Linked DNA regions of Homo sapiens: region 1 is linked to region 2. Evidence: chromatin loops called from intact Hi-C (ENCODE). Cell type or tissue: HCT116. All regions are shown on one strand. Links, peaks and the distances in the headings refer to the core of each region. The heading gives the core; the rest is flanking DNA.

Region 1 (8,345 bases), core at 89-8,088, 320 kb after region 2:
CCAGCACTCATCAGGGATGATTACAAGCCACATTCCCTCAATAAAAGCAAATAAGGAAACAGCTTTCCTTTACCATACTGACCACATATGTGTGTAGTGAAAGTGGGAAGGAGAGACCATAATATATGTCCTAGCAACACAAAAGCACACCCTCCACTTTGCATACATATTTACCCAATTTCATCTAGAGGTCCCATGTGCTTCAATTGCTCATTTATTCTTCAACCTTAGATAAGGAGATGAGGGAGGGGGAGGGACAGACAGACCTATAGATGACAGATCTGTAGCCAATGTTGTTAGCATGCCAGATCTTATTACAGGACCATGGGAGGTCATGCACGCCACATCCAGACTCCATGGGGACCACCACATTTAAAACAAGATGAAAAAAATGTGATGTAGGGGAAAAAACCCTCATGGGCAGCCTTCAAAGGCAGAGACAGGTTGTGACTGGATTAACATTTATTGACTGTTTAAGCCTGCTTTTTTGCTTCAGGACAGAGATACATGAGTTTAATTGCAGAGGCTGTTCTGCCAACTGATCACCAGAGTGGCAACCAAAGCTTAACTAATCGGTCCTTCATTAGTGAAAAGTCTCTATTACAAAACAAATTAAGCATGCTCTGATCCTAACCTACAGGTCCAATGGCATTACGGCAAAGTTTAAGCTGTTAGAGCTGTGAAAAACTTATTAAGGGTTAGCGCTGAGATAGCACTTGGCTATTGATTTTACAATACACAGGTATTATGATTTATGGAGTGCTGGTGTCACTCTAACAAGCTGAAGGACACACAATATCATCTCCAGCATCATTAAAATTCAGAAGCCTCCAGAACTAACTCATCAACCATTGTGCATTGTCACAGACTACGGAGCCAGGCCCCAGCTTCAAAACGTCCGAAGCTTTGAGACAGTCACCTCCCTGCTTGCTTGGCAATCAGAAGTATAGACCGGCCCCTCAAAATGCTTTCAGTGCCTTCAATTAATAATCAGAGGCTATTTTCACCCTGAGTTGTCAAATATTTTGTTATTTAATTTTGCCTTTTAACATCCAGAAGTATTTTGTGCATATCTACTACACATCTGTTTAAAAAAGAAAGACTATACACCAAGGCAGTATATAATTCAGGCAAGGATCTAACTAAACCATGCCAAAAAAAAAAAAAAAAAGATTTTTTTTTTACACATAAAAAGCTGGCAGAAGTAGCTGTGGTAATCCATCAATAGATATTCAATGAGCACCAATTAGGTTCAAGTCATAGTAATAAGAGTTAATCATTATTAAGCATTTACTATATTCCAGAATTGTTCTGTCCTTTTATTTTATTAATACAGTTAATCCTCACAAAAACCTTTGAAATGAAAAGTAGTTTTTTATCTCCTTCTTACTGATAAAAATACAGAGACACAGAGAAGTTAAGTGTATAGCTGCCAGGCAGAATAGCCAATATTTCAAAGTGAGGCAGTTTGACTTCCAGGTGTTGTCTTGGGCCAATTCCTAAATGTAACAATCATTTCTATTAACAAAAGCTGCATCTTTTCAACTAACTTCAATATCGGTCAGTCTGCAATTTGAGGATGTTTCCAGTTAAATCGAATTTTAAAAATTGACCATTAGTTTTGTTGAAAAACTTTCCCATACAGTGTTATTGAAACACCCTTCAGTTATTTTCTGAGTTACGTAATCACAATGAGTATATTCTTTCAGAGCACCCATTTTCTGTGCCTTTAATCATTTTTGATACTTTCATTTATTTGTATCTTTCTACTTTGCATAAAATGATAGATAAATCAAAGACATAGTACTTTTTTCTTTTTTTCTTTTAACATCATTTCCCACTCCCAAACTCAAACTAAGCCCTATACTGAATTTTTTACAAGCATCTGTGGTATTTACAATCAATGTTGTCATAAACAAATTAAATTACAAACTTCTAACTTAGCTTTATGTATGTATTTTTCCATGACAATGTTTACCAAAGAGTGGAAATAGGCAAGTGATGTGTCTATATTGTATCTGAAGCTAAAGAATTTGGGGACTGGTGTAGCTGAAGAGTCTTCTTTCAAACCTCTCTCACCCGTAGGTTCTGGGGCCACAGAATATGGCCCTTGGAACAGTGTTATAATTTTATTATTGATTCGTGTTCAACTTTATAACGTCAGATAATTTCCTGTTTCATGTGCATAGTGAATCATTTTCTAAATTTCATTTGAGATTTCTTTTCCCATGCACTTCACACACATTATATCCCTATTAAAGATTGTTCCAATTCTTACTAGCCATTTTTACAACTTGAAAGGTTATTAGATTTCAAATTCTGCTTGTCATTTCCTCCCACTGTCCTGGTGTCTTTCATCATCTAAGTGCCCAAGAATATCATAGATGTTACAGATGGATAGCTGGCATCTATTTGCCTAGCCAATACTGAGTTAGGAAAATCTTCTCCTTTGTTATCTATCCACCCAAGCAGCTTTCCTCTGCTTCTCAATGTAACTTGCCAGTACCAAGGGGTCTCCATGGTTCTGATTATCTTTGGATCATGCTGGCCCTTTAACTCAAAGTGCACTTCCCTCCACTCTCCACCTATAAAATCACAATTCATTATTAGTGGTAGGAATCAACTGTTATCCCTTCCTGGAAACCTTCTGTGATTCCTTAAGTCAGAATTAATCACTCTACCCTCATTTGTTTCCCTGTGTTAGCAACTTAATTTTGACTGAATCAAAAGCCTCGCTGATAGGAAGTTGTATATGAAATCAGAGTTTTGCTCACGTGCAGTTTCGTTGTATTTACTCAACTATTCCCTGGGAGTTTAGAATCTTCCACAGTATTCATCTCTGATACTTTAGTCTTGTTTTCATGTCTTGCAAGTATTGTTTTCTGACCTTCAGCCCTTTTGGTATTCATTTAGTCAAATTTGTTGCTCGGTAGCTTTTATCTGTCTCACATAAACCATGAAATAGAATTTCTTGTGTCCATCGTGGTATTTCCTTTTAAAATATGCACCTCTTCTGAACTCCTTTGTCCCATGGGATATGCCTAAATGTGACTTCAGCCTCACTTTGATCCACAAGATCCTTAAGAGCTGGTGGAGACCTCAGCTATAAGCTTAATACAATCTCTCATCTTATGGATAAGAAACTAATCTGGGGAAGACAGAAGGGACTAACTCCAAGTCATCCTGCTAGTTAGGGTGACATAGATGGATTACCATCAGTGTCCTGTTTCTAAACCTGAGAAGAGCAAATTAACTACACCTAAATGCGGAAAAATAAAATCAACCATAATGGTGCTGGTCATGTGGAGTTTACTGAATAAGCCTTTACACAGCCATGGGCTCTCTCCCAGTGGGGTCATCTTGACAATCCTCCTAAGCTTCCTGACTTTGATTTCTAAAAATTAATACATATTCTATATTTGCCTGGGTTTCTTTCTATCCTCTCACAACCCTGACCTCTAAATTTATCTCACCTTCACCAACGCAGTCTCCATCCTCTGTAGCTTCCCCTATCCTCCTTTCTCAGGCAGAACAAGCCAACACATCTTACAAAGCTTCCACAGTTTCTGTACATAACTTCTCATTCCATGAACAGCCTCCAACTCTTCACACATGGAATGCTCTTCTCTCCAGCATAGCTCATCACAATCCTAAACTTCACAACGCATCTCAAAAGCCAACTCATTTTTCTGACCACATTCAACCTCCTCTCTTAGAATTAGTTGTTTAATTGGCTTCCTTTCACAGTACCTTGTTTTTGCCTCAGTGCTAACTCTTAGCCCAATCTGTTTTCTATTAGAATTTCTTTTTTATTTATCATTTACTAGACTGCACTCTCTGAAGAGAGCTATTTTCCTTTAGGCACTGAGTGACTTCACGAAGCATGGCCTAAATAAATGTTTGTTGAATAAATAAATGAATGATGAGAAAGGCATTTTGAATATCTGTTGCCTATTCTACACAAATAGATCTACCTAAAACTCCAGAAATGTCCTGTTAGTCAAGGCTTTTAAAATGTAATTTTTTTCTAGAATGGATGGCATAAAGGAATTCCATGATGCATAAAAACAAAGAATGTTATGACATGCTTTATATATTGTGAATCAGTATTGGTATTTCTAAATGTGACCTAAACTTTATATTCAATTATGATCAATTGTAATTTCTCTTTTTGGAGGGTAATTGCTCTTACCTTCTTTATCTGAGATGGCAGGGGGAGACAGTTTCAATACCTACAGTCTCACAAAAAATAAATAACTTCATAAAAACTACCATGAAGCAGCTTCATGGTTGATATTTAGAGTTTCAGCCCATTCCCAAAAGATTCCAATGAGGACAGAAAAAAATCATTCATTCCTCTAGCTGTTTCATCCAAACAAAGACACATATTTAAATATCAGGAAATACCACTGTAGCTGCCTGGATATTCTTTTTTCTCTTTGGGGCACAGTCAGATCAGGCAGATCATGTCCACACCATTAGGTCAAGGGTGTTCTCACACCAAACCTAGATGTGTCTTTGCTTCTCCTCATCACTTGTAACTTGTGACGTCACCCTTTCACTCCTTGAATAAATCCAGTATCAGCCCCAGCCCATATAAATCTGTTCTGCCCCTTTGCTTCTGTCTTCATGTACAGCATACTGTAAATAATCATAATGGAGTGGTGTAAATAGTTCTGTGGTACACTGGAGACCCCTATTGGTGAGACTCAGACAGTGAATTCGAAGCCCGACATCCTAGCGAACAGAACTGGATCCGCGTCTGCTGGGCTCCTTGGGGTTCCAGTAGAGCAGAAAGCGATGCCTTTAGCAATTTTTGCACATTGATTAATCAGTTTATGAAAGCAAATGTGTGTGTGTATTTACTGTACTTTGTGTTTGTATATGACATCACCAAATAAGAAGGCAGCACAAATGACAAAAAAAAAAAGTATGTGACCTCCTGTAATTTTAGGGCCATTCATTTTCAGTAGACAACACACAATAGGGATACATGCAGCATTGCTGTTATATAAATACATATTGATCAAAATATGGCAAAGCATTCACACAGTTCAAAACTCTGAGCGTTAGATAGTAAAACATATACTCCACATGTCCACTTTTAAAAACAATATCCTATGCTTTTCAAGATTTCTAAGATAGAGTTTAACACATAACTAGGTTTTTCAGGGCTCTTAAAAGGTACCTTGCTTAAACTAAGAGTTACTGGTTTAGAACCTCTGAATGTTTAAAATTCTGATTTCAAATTATAAAGGAAAAATTAATTTATAATAAAGAATTGACTACCTCTTAAACACCTCAGCACATTTTTCAATGTGCATATTGAAATTAGTCTGACAGCTTAAAAGATGAAAGAGCTACAGTTTATATTGTAAGTATAATGTAAAAGGTAGTAGAGAATGCCAAATGTACCATAAATCATTCATTTCAGGTGGTAGGATTGTCTGAGAATGTTATTTTGAATGTTGCCCAGTGTTTTTCCTCTTTATTTTCCACAGCTACCTTAAAAATAAATTTTGAAAAGACTAATGGCCGCGTGAATGAGCTATTTCAAATAGTTGCTTTAAAAACACTAAGAATTTCTACCCTGGCCACACGTTCTAAAGAAGCAAAACTCATCACTTACCAGATGAAAAATGCCTTTGTGCCTAGTCTTGAAATGTCCATATCCCTTAATTGGCATATTCATATAATATAAAAATAATTTAATAACATTAGACAAAAATAATGCTAATGGAAAAAAACCTAGAAAATAATTACAGACACAGTCAGTTCTTGATCACCTTTGTTACTGGTTTTGGTAATATTTTTATACTTGTTTTCTTCTCCATTTCTTTCAAACTAAATTGCTATTTCTTCTGCCTTCCTCCTACTTTCTCCCCGATACACACACAAACACACACACACACACACACACACACACAATCTCCTCCTCAAAATGCAATCTTTGCCTTGACTTTAGCTGAAGCTCCAAGCATAGGAGAGGTCCTGAGTGTAGAGCATAAAAATCTGATACCAGTGAGCTCAACATAAAATACAAAGTCCTGTTCACACACTATGATTATTTGATGATCATTTATTTCTTTGCTGCCCATACCAGCCTATCCTACATGCATGTGTAATTTATTTGTGTTGACTTCCTAATCTTATTTGAAATGGAGAAAATATTTTTATTCTGCTACATGCAACTGCTTCTAACTGCAAAGCTCAGACTTAATCCCTCAGGCTGAAGACTGAGAGGGGAGATGATTGGGAAAAGAATGTGGACTGTGGTCCTGTGAGATCTGAGCTCTCCCTTTAGGAAACACATTCATCTCCTTCTCTCTAAAGGTCCCAAGTGAATGTGGCCTAATAGAACCAGCACAGAAGCAGTGCATTTTTGGTGTAGAGTTCTGAGTGTGTGACTGGGGTGGGGGTGAGAGGATGGAATTTTAAAAAGGTCAGAAAGCTACAGGGCCTAGTGATGTAGACATCAGAGAAGGGAAACCCCTAAATTCTAATCCCAGCATCGTTGCCTCTGTCACCACCTTCCCTGGAGGGTTTTTTTTAAAGGTAGTTTTCTTGGAACATATGCACTGTCTTTACTGCTAGAGTTAATAACTGAATGATGATTTTTAAATACAGAGTGCTCGAGGCTACATTCTGTGATAACTTCCTGGGCCATCCAGCAATGCCCAACAAAGTACACTTCTGGAATGCACACTTGGAGCGAGATAATGATCCTACAAATAACAGACTTAATAACATTTCTACCACACTCTCTTGGCTCTTGACAACTGTTTTATCCAGCTCAGAGAGGTGCAGGATGAGTGCCCTGTACAGGCAGTATTTCTGCAAACTTTAATGATAAAAGGAAATAGTATTATAAGGAATAAAACCACTTTGTTCAGAGGAAAGAACAAAGGGCAAAAGTCAGAAAGTTCAAAGAACAAAATGATCCAAGCTCTGCCATAAGTGGATTTTATAACCTCTTTCTTTATTTTGTTTCTCCTCATCTATCGAGTGGGCATTATAATTCCTCCCCTGACTGTGTTATACATGAAAATCAAGGGAGATGATATATATAAAAGTGCTTTGAAAGGCTACAAGCCTCATCTCCATGTGTGGGATTATGATTATCCTTACTACTGTCAAAAAATGCCAATGCCGCTCAGTGCTATTAGCAAAATCCAATTCCTTTTGTTTGAATTTTGCCTATAGAAAGCAATAAAGTGGAATAAATATCCATTAGTCAGTAGTCAACATATATTGGAACAGCTGAAACACCAAATCTTTTTAGTCTGAAAGTAGAATGCTAAACTAATGTTATCTCAGGAGTTGTCGGGGGAACGAGGGGGAGGCATTGCTGAGTAGAGGTGGGGGGTAGATTGGGGAGACGCAGCTGCAATAGGGCAAAAAAAGCCTCTTTCTCCTCCCAAGAAAACGTCTCCACTAAATTCCATTCAATCTAATTACGCATAAGAGAAAAGTCAGGAAGAAGGGTCAGCTTGAACGGAGGCCTGTTATTGGTCAGCATTAAGATAATATTGATAGAAAACATAATGCAATACATTTTCCTCTGCCACACGTTTCTGAATAATAGCAATTTGCCCACTAGCTAACCACCTCAGCATAAACACTAGAATGCTCCTGCTGAGTCTCCGAAAGCCTACTTGTCTGCAAGTGCACAATATACAAGGAACATCACCATAAAGCTCTGTGCCACCGTTCAATGCAAACAGTCCTCAGGTCCTGCTGTGAGTTGGCACACCCCACTGGACAGCTGGAGACTGGAGAGGAGAAGCTGCTGCCAATAACACGTGACAAGGGATTTTCGAGCAATTTTCTGGAAACCAACAGTCCTGTGCTTTATTATTTCACAGGCAGATATTGCTATGAGCTACATAGAGATACATTATGGTGCAGTGTACTGTCTATTTATACCTGATATGATATACAATAAAACACTCCAACGCTTTCCCAATCCCATTTGTGAGCTCAAGCAAGGAAAAATAGGGAGACAATTTGCCACAGCCTTATGTTATGCCTAATATAATTTTGGAAATCAGCTATTGCCCCAAACAACATTTTATTACATGCATCAAAAAGATTTAACTTGCCAAGGGTCACATAAGTGTACTCAGAATGTGCTTCAAAGCTGAGAGATACTAGAGATAGACGGTTTATTGTACATCTCATTCCTTCCCCTGCCCCCAAGATCGCTTGCAATGAAAAGCAACCAGAGATCATTAAAAAAAGATTGCTCATTTTATGTAGCTTGAATATATAAAATGGTAGTTATCTAAATTCCAGTGGCAAGAATGTTTGGAAGACAATGCCAAGAGATAAATGGAAGTGAGTTA
Region 2 (8,345 bases), core at 13-8,012:
GGAAAAAACAGAACAGAAAAACTGGAAACTCTAAAACACAGAGCGCCTCTCCTCCTCCAAAGGAACGCAGTTCCTCACCAGCAACGGAACAAAGCTGGATGGAGAATGACTTTGACGAGCTGAGAGAAGAAGGCTTCAGATGATCAAATTACTCTGAGCTACGGGAGGACATTCAAACCAAAGGCAAAGAAGTTGAAAAGTTTGAAAAAAATTTAGAAGAATGTATAACTAGAATAACCAATACAGAGAAGTGCTTAAAGGAGCTGATGGAGCTGAAAACCAAGGCTCGAGAACTACGTGAAGAATGCAGAAGCCTCAGGAGCCGATGCAATCAACTGGAAGAAAGGGTATCAGTGATGGAAGATGAAATGAATGAAATGAAGCGAGAAGGGAAGTTTAGAGAAAAAAGAATAAAAAGAAATGAGCAAAGCCTCCAAGAAATATGGGACTATGTGAAAAGACCAAATCTACGTCTGATTGGTGTACCTGAAAGTGATGGGGAGAATGGAACCAAGTTGGAAAACACTCTGCAGGATATTATCCAGGAGAACTTCCCCAATCTAGCAAGGCAGGCCAACGTTCAGATTCAGGAAATACAGAGAATGCCACAGAGATACTCCTCGAGAAGAGCAACTCCAAGACACATAATTATCAGATTCACCAAAGTTGAAATGAAGGAAAAAATGTTAAGGGCAGCCAGAGAGAAAGGTCGGATTACCCTCAAAGGGAAGCCCATCAGACTAACAGTGGATCTCTCGGCAGAAACCCTACAAGCCAGAAGAGAGTGGGGGCCAATATTCAACATTCTTAAAGAAAAGAATTTTCAACCCAGAATTTCATATCCAGACAAACTAAGCTTCATAAGTGAAGGAGAAATAAAATCCTTTACAGACAAGCAAATGCTGAGAGATTTTGTCACCACCAGGCCTGCCCTAAAAGAGCTCCTGAAGGAAGCGCTAAACATGGAAAGGAACAACCGGTACCAGCCGCTGCAAAATCAAGCCAAAATGTAAAGACCATCGAGACTAGGAAGAAACTGCATCAACTAACGAGCAAAATCACCAGCTAACATCATAATGACAGGATCAAATTCACACATAACAATATTAACTTTAAATGTAAATGGACTAAACGCTCCAATTAAAAGACACAGACTGGCAAATTGGATAAAGAGTCAAGACCCATCAGTGTGCTGTATTCAGGAAACCCATCTCACGTGCAGAGACACACATAGGCTCAAAATAAAAGGATGGAGGAAGATCTACCAAGCAAATGGAAAACAAAAAAAGGCAGGGGTTGCCATCCTAGTCTCTGATAAAACAGACTTTAAACCAACAAAGATCAAAAGAGACAAAGAAGGCCATTACATAATGGTAAAGGGATCAATTCAACAAGAAGAGCTAACTATCCTAAATATATATGCACCCAATACAGGAGCACCCAGATTCATAAAGCAAGTCCTGAGTGACCTACAAAGAGACTTAGACTCCCACACATTAATAATGGGAGACTTTAACACCCCACTGTCAACATTAGACAGATCAACGAGACAGAAAGTCAACAAGGATACCCAGGAATTGAACTCAGCTCTGCACCAAGCAGACCTAATAGACATCTACAGAACTCTCCACCCCAGATCAACAGAATATACATTTTTTTCAGCACCGCACCACACCTATTCCAAAATTGACCACATACTTGGAAGTAAAGCTCTCCTCAGCAAATGTAAAAGAACAGAGATTATAACAAACTATCTCTCAGACCACAGTGCAATCAAACTAGAACTCAGGATTAAGAATCTCACTCAAAACCGCTCAACTACATGGAAACTGAACATCCTGCTCCTGAATGACTACTGGGTACATAACGAAATGAAGGCAGAAATAAAGATGTTCTTTGAAACCAATGAGAACAAAGACACAACATACCAGAATCTCTGGGACGCATTCAAAGCAGTGTGTAGAGGGAAATTTATAGCACTAAATGCCCACAAGAGAAAGCAGGAAAGATCCAAAATTGACACCCTAACATCACAATTAAAAGAACTAGAAAAGCAAGAGCAAACACATTCAAAAGCTAGCAGAAGGCAAGAAATAACTAAAATCAGAGCAGAACTGAAGGAAACAGAGACACAAAAAACCCTTCAAAAAATTAATGAATCCAGGAGCTGGTTTTTTGAAAGGATCAACAAAATTGATAGACCACTAGCAAGACTAATAAAGAAAAAAAGAGAGAAGAATCAAATAGACACAATAAAAAATGATAAAGGGGATATCACCACCGATCCCACAGAAATACAAACTACCATCAGAGAATACTACAAACACCTCTACGCAAATAAACTAGAAAACCTAGAAGAAATGGATAAATTCCTCGACACATACACTCTCCCAAGACTAAACCAGGAAGAAGTTGAATCTCTGAATAGACCAATAACAGGATCTGAAATTGTGGCAATAATCAATAGCTTACCAACCAAAAAGAGTCCAGGACCAGATGGATTCACAGCCGAATTCTACCAGAGGTACAAGGAGGAACTGGTACCATTCCTTCTGAAACTATTCCAATTAATAGAAAAAGAGGGAATCCTCCCTAACTCATTTTATGAAGCCAGCATCATCCTGATACCAAAGCCGGGCAGAGACACAACCAAAAAAGAGAATTTTCGACCAATATCCTTGATGAACATTGATGCAAAAATCCTCAATAAAATACTGGCAAAACGAATCCAGCAGCACATCAAAAAGCTTATCCACCATGATCAAGTGGGCTTCATCCCTGGGATGCAAGGCTGGTTCAATATACGCAAATCAATAAATGTAATCCAGCATATAAACAGAGCCAAAGACAAAAACCACATGATTATCTCAATAGATGCAGAAAAAGCCTTTGAAAATAATAATAATAATAATAATAACAATATTGAAACACATATAACTCTATAAAGTAGGCTCTGTTTTTTTCTGATTTCAGATGAGGAAACTACAGCATGGGCAGGTAAATATGTTGATCAAGTTGACTTAGCTTTTAGGCCAATACTACTTAAATAGTTTGCTCTTTCTGTAGCATGAACTTAGATTTTTAGAAACAATTGTGGCCAGTAACACAATGGAAAGGCATCATCTACATTCCAAATCGACCAGACTAGAATTGTGTCCTGCTGTGTTGTGTTAGTGGTGCCATGTCAGTTCCCAATGATAGTGATTAACAGTAACATTTGGAGAAAGGACAGCAGTGGAGAGTGAGAATGTAGCTTTATCATTGTGAAGAGCTGAGACAGTAGCAAAAAGTTTCAGGATAGACTATCTGAGAAATGAGTGGGACTTGGATTTTGGCCACTCATTGATTCGTCCAGAAAATATTTAATGAACATTTACTGTGTGCCTGGCATGCTGTTCTCAACCGTGAGGACCATGGTGAGCACAACAGATGAAGCCCTTCCTGTAATGTAGATAACATGGCCTCCAAAGGTACTTCACACTAATAATTTTTACTTCCATTGTCTGAAAATTTAGTTGTTCACAATCCTCTGCTTTTGAGGATGTTCTTTCTGTGTTTCAGTTACTTCTCTAGGATTTTCTTCCTATAAACTAGTTTATCTTCTGATGCACAGAAAGGGACTATATTCGTGTGGTCTGTAAGATCAGGGGAGGAAATAGCTCTTGCAGGTTATTTAAAACGTGCATGAAGATATGCAGGCACGGCTTACACAGCCCTGGGCTTCAGCCCAAGAATGTGCTGATCATGTCCACAACTACAACTGCATAAAGACCCACATTAAAACAGTAATAACAGAGAAATGAAGGGGAAAAAAGTCACAGAGACAAAGCAGAAATGGTTCTTGAATTAAATCACTTTTATCTGAGCTCATTCGCTTAAGGATGCAATCAGCTCACTATTTCAGCAGCTTGGGACCTTAGAAATGTATTTCAAGATTAATTATAAAATGAATTCTTTAAAATGGAAAAATACACTACTTTCCTATTACTCTTAACAAGAGTCTAAGGTTAATGAAGCTTTGAGGCAGTTTAGTGGTTTGACTGCCACCTACTGTTCATTTTTTGCCATAACTCACATGTAGCTTGGGCAAGAGGTAAGAAAAATGCCTTGGGCAAACCATTTTGTAAAAAAGTATTTTAACATATGTGCTGTAATGTAACTATTTAAACATTTTAAGGGATTGAGAGAATGTGATTGATTCCATTTCAAATTACTGTATTTGTCATAGTAGTTTATGAGAGCCCAGTGGTTAAAAATGCAAATTATAAGGCATTCTAATATATATATACACACACATATATATATACACACATATATACATGTGTATATATATGCATGTATATATATGTATGCACAGGGCATTTCATTTAGTCCTGACAAAGCATTATACTTGAAATTTATAAAAATATGCCACAAACACAAATGCATCAACCTGAAAATATCATCTCATGAAGCTGGCATCTGATCTTTAAAACGGAAAAGAGATCTCCATCATCACACTTTTATGCTTACATGGCTTGTGAAGACTTCAAGAATATAAGCACTTATTCTGTCAAAATAAGGAGATCAAGTACTAGCCATCTCCAGCTAATTCAGAATGCCCCAGACTTTTGATAGAAATCTGTTCAGTTAACACTGCAGCAGTCATGATATTCTGTTAAATGCTTAAAGTTCAGAAGGCAGAATGGTTGTGCATTTTTTTCTCTCTATTATCTAAATTTCTTAATTCAGAGTAATAACTCATTTTCCGGATGTGACAATGCTATTTACTGTTTAAATATAGAATCTTGGTGGAAACTTTATAAACATGTCATTCCTAAGGCACATTTTAAAAAATGTCTACATGAGTCTATGTGAGTTATTTTATTTTTAAAATTGTACCTTTTCAAGCCTTTGTACTAAATTATGCATATAAAAAATTGCAAACTGTTTATGTGTTATTACTGATGTATTGTATATCTTTATATGCTTTTGTATTTACAAATATATTTGTAGATTGTTTCATTCATACTAAAATCTGCTTATATTTATTATATTTTTTAAAGCACAAAGAAAAAGTCACCTAGAATATTTTGGCATTGTTAAAATGTGCCTCCTGCTAAAACTATGTTGCAGTTTTCAGTATGAAATGGTGTCAATAAATTTCAACATTCTAGAATATCTTCAATTAACATTTCTTTTCTCTGCTAGGGACAGTTATAGAATAGTGGTAGCTTCATTTGTTAAGACAATCTTGATGAAAGAAAACATCAATATCCTCGTTCATTTTTTGCCATAATAGTATTTTTTTTCTGATGTATAAAATAGCCATCTTGGATTTCAGAATCACTGTTATTAGGCCTTTCTCTCTCTATATATAGTTTTCAGATAAATGCACATTGTTTAAAAATGTGTCCTTAGTGATGCCAATAATATAGATACAAAATGAAAGCTTTTCATGTGGATTTATTTACAGTGATGCTGATAAAATTTATAAAAATGATATAAGATGATATTAAGCAACATGAGCAAATTTGATCAAATATTCATTCTATAGCTTCCCCCTAAGTGATTCCATCCAATAACAATGACACTAATCCAAAGCCAAAGAAAAATAGTTTTACCTAAAATGTTGGCAAAGGAGCTGGAACAAATAGAATTAAGCTGACCTTTTAATAAATGTCTGTTTATTGATTTAAATTCACTTTTTTCTTTTTCTGAGCAATGCTGACGAGGCCTGTTAGAATACAAGCATGTATAATAACTTGGACACAACCATTTTTACTTCTTTTGTGTGTCATTACTGAAAGATTGAAGCAAGCTTCACCTAAGTGTAGTGATGCAAAAATAATAGTATCCCAGTCTGGCTGCGCAAGAGTGGAGGCAAACAAGAGCTTCATATTAAAGTGCCTTCTAGGTAGCTGACATGACGCATCTAGTCAGACGTAAATAATGACAGACGGAAACTATCATGAGGTCTGTGAAGCATCAACATACTGCTATCATTTTCTCTCTAACCTTGCCTTGCTAGCAGCTCTCAGCCTTACAGGCTGAGAGATCATTTAAAAAGCAAATCCTAATGACTCTGCCCACTGTAACAACAGTCAGCAAGATTGGCATCAATTTAGCTCAGTTTAGAAACTCAGAATAACAGCCATTGTTGACTTGCAACACCCTAAACTCCAGTTTTTCTCCACAAATCAACCCCGTCCCCAGTGCTACCCCTTCCCCATGGCTATTTCCATGCCTTGGAAAAAGATTCTCCTCGCTGGTAGGAAAATGGTTCATCTCAGTTACTCACTTGGCACTCCATATGTAATTTCTTAGGCTGCACTTATTTTTCTGGATGAGCCCATTTGGTACAAAATGCTTTAAACTTTCCCTCCCTCTTTTCATGCGACACACATTATTTTGTGTATATTATGTATGCACAGGGTAACAGTGGGTAAATAATATCCCAGTGTCCCTGTAGCTTAAGCCTAACATGGTTATGGTTCAGATAAACACGTCTGTACATAGCTGCCATAATCAATGTGGAATGGCAGAACAATTTTGCAGATGCAGTCCCAGGAAGAAAAAAAAAGAAAGCTGTCTTGTCCAGATTCAATAGAATCTATTCACCAAGAAAACCCGCGATAAAGCAGTTGCACGTTTTATTTGTTAAAACAGTGATGACTTTGCAAGCCGGAGGGAACTGAAGCTGATGTACAATAGGATAATAGCATTATCACTTTGCAAATCAGCATGTGGCTTTGCTTGGGTGCCAGCAGAAGGGCACGGGGGTTCTAAGAGCTCTAGCTGGCGAGTTGGAAAGGCAAGATCAAACTGCCTGGTTGTGAGTGAAAATGTATGAGGATAAATTGCCATGAGTCTCCTTCTGCTTGGTTAAAAACAGATTGCATATGTGTGTTTTCACTGAGGTGAATGGTTGGGCTTGGGTTTGTGTGTGAGTATGTGTGTGTCAGGGGCGGGGTGGTTAGGAAGCAGAATAATGGGGAGGCTCACAATAGCCCATCTTAATGGAGAGCTATTGATCTCGTTTCATAACACTTTAATCTCCACCTAAACATCTTACTTACCTTGTGTAAAAGAGATGCCAAGTTGAAATAAATATAAACACACAATATTTTAAGTACTTTTGAATTTTGCATGGTAATAAATATTAACGCAGTTTGTGACTCCCAAAGAAAATAGAAGGCACTTAATTCTGTTGTTGAAATCAGGTACTGTGCAGGTTGATTTCCCGAGGTGAAAATGAAAAATGCACTATTTGGACTAAAATTTAGATTTAATAAATAACTAATTTAGGATCTTGTTCTACATGCAAGGATATAATCACAAGGCATTTGTTTTTAAAAGGTTTCATTTATTCTTGTGAGCTTAATTATTGCAAGGAAACTGTGAGCAATTTGTTTTTTACCAGTGTCTGATTTCTGAGAATGGTTATTAAATATTAAATGGATGCATAATTCAGGCAATTAAGAAAGTAATCACACAAAGTAATGTAATGGAAGTTAATTATTACTGCATAAGCAAATAGTTCATTAATGCTAGTAGTTGCTATGGCTGCATTCTTAATACATGCAGAACTGAAGCATGAATCCTCTGTGTATTCAAGGAGCTGGTAGGAAGTGTGATGCTACACAGAGAGAGTGCCACTAATGAAAAACAGAAGCAAATAAGGCCATATTGACCCCTGACTTGTCTAAATAAGGTGGGATCATCATTACTTCAGAGAGTTTTATCGAAACCACGATTGCACTAGCTGCTTATAATTTTTTTGGTTGGTAACACAAACCACGACTTAAGCCAGGAGAAGCCAGGAGGAATTCAGCTTGTTAAAACAAAAATCATCAATTGTACCTCCTCTGTTTTGTTTTGTTGTTTAAAACCAACCTTTTTGTTAAATAGCTTAAGTCATCATTTGTAACTTAAAAGGACTCCATAGATCTTTTTATATATATAAAAGCATTCGAGCTGGTAACATATCTTATTTTGTCCTGCTGTTCAACCCCAAGTGAACATTTTGACATGTCTTTGCTAACACTACCTCTCTAAAGCACTATGCTTTATAAAGTTTATTTTATATTAATTCAACACATACGGGTTCCGGTGCTTTCCAGACCTGGTGCTGCTGTGAGGCGTCAAGGTGGCCAGAGCAGGCCAGGCAAGGCAGAAAGGGAGGAGATGGAGCAGTGGTGAGGATTCAGCCCAGAGCCTCCAGGGCTGCGCCAGGCCCTCCTCCAGAGGAGATCAACCCGTTTACAGGTTTAATTTTTAACGACCCAAAACTACCCAGGGCTCATGCTTTCCTGCAGCATTGCCATTGCCTGACCCGTCTGATAATAGAATTTCAAAAGAAAGAT

What was found. Peaks named below come from ENCODE experiments on the same cell type or tissue, not always from the same donor. Only the 100,000 strongest peaks of a DNase experiment are listed, where the experiment ranks them.
Region 1: a loop joins it to region 2, with 6 times the contacts of the local background. A loop is called at or near these places in 29 of 110 quality-filtered maps.

What each region holds. Positions count from the first base shown.
Region 1 is chr2:175,363,294-175,371,638 of GRCh38, reverse strand. No RefSeq gene overlaps it. Among named protein-coding and RNA genes, the nearest start is that of ATP5MC3, 190 kb to the right of the region's middle. In HCT116, for the core only: a CTCF peak has its summit at 4,696; a DNase peak (open chromatin) is centred at 4,688.
Region 2 is chr2:175,686,014-175,694,358 of GRCh38, reverse strand. The region is part of intron 3 of LOC107985962 (a long non-coding RNA gene); the gene reads left to right. Among named protein-coding and RNA genes, the nearest start is that of LNPK, 310 kb to the left of the region's middle. In HCT116, for the core only: a CTCF peak has its summit at 4,049 (motif pointing left); a DNase peak (open chromatin) is centred at 4,078.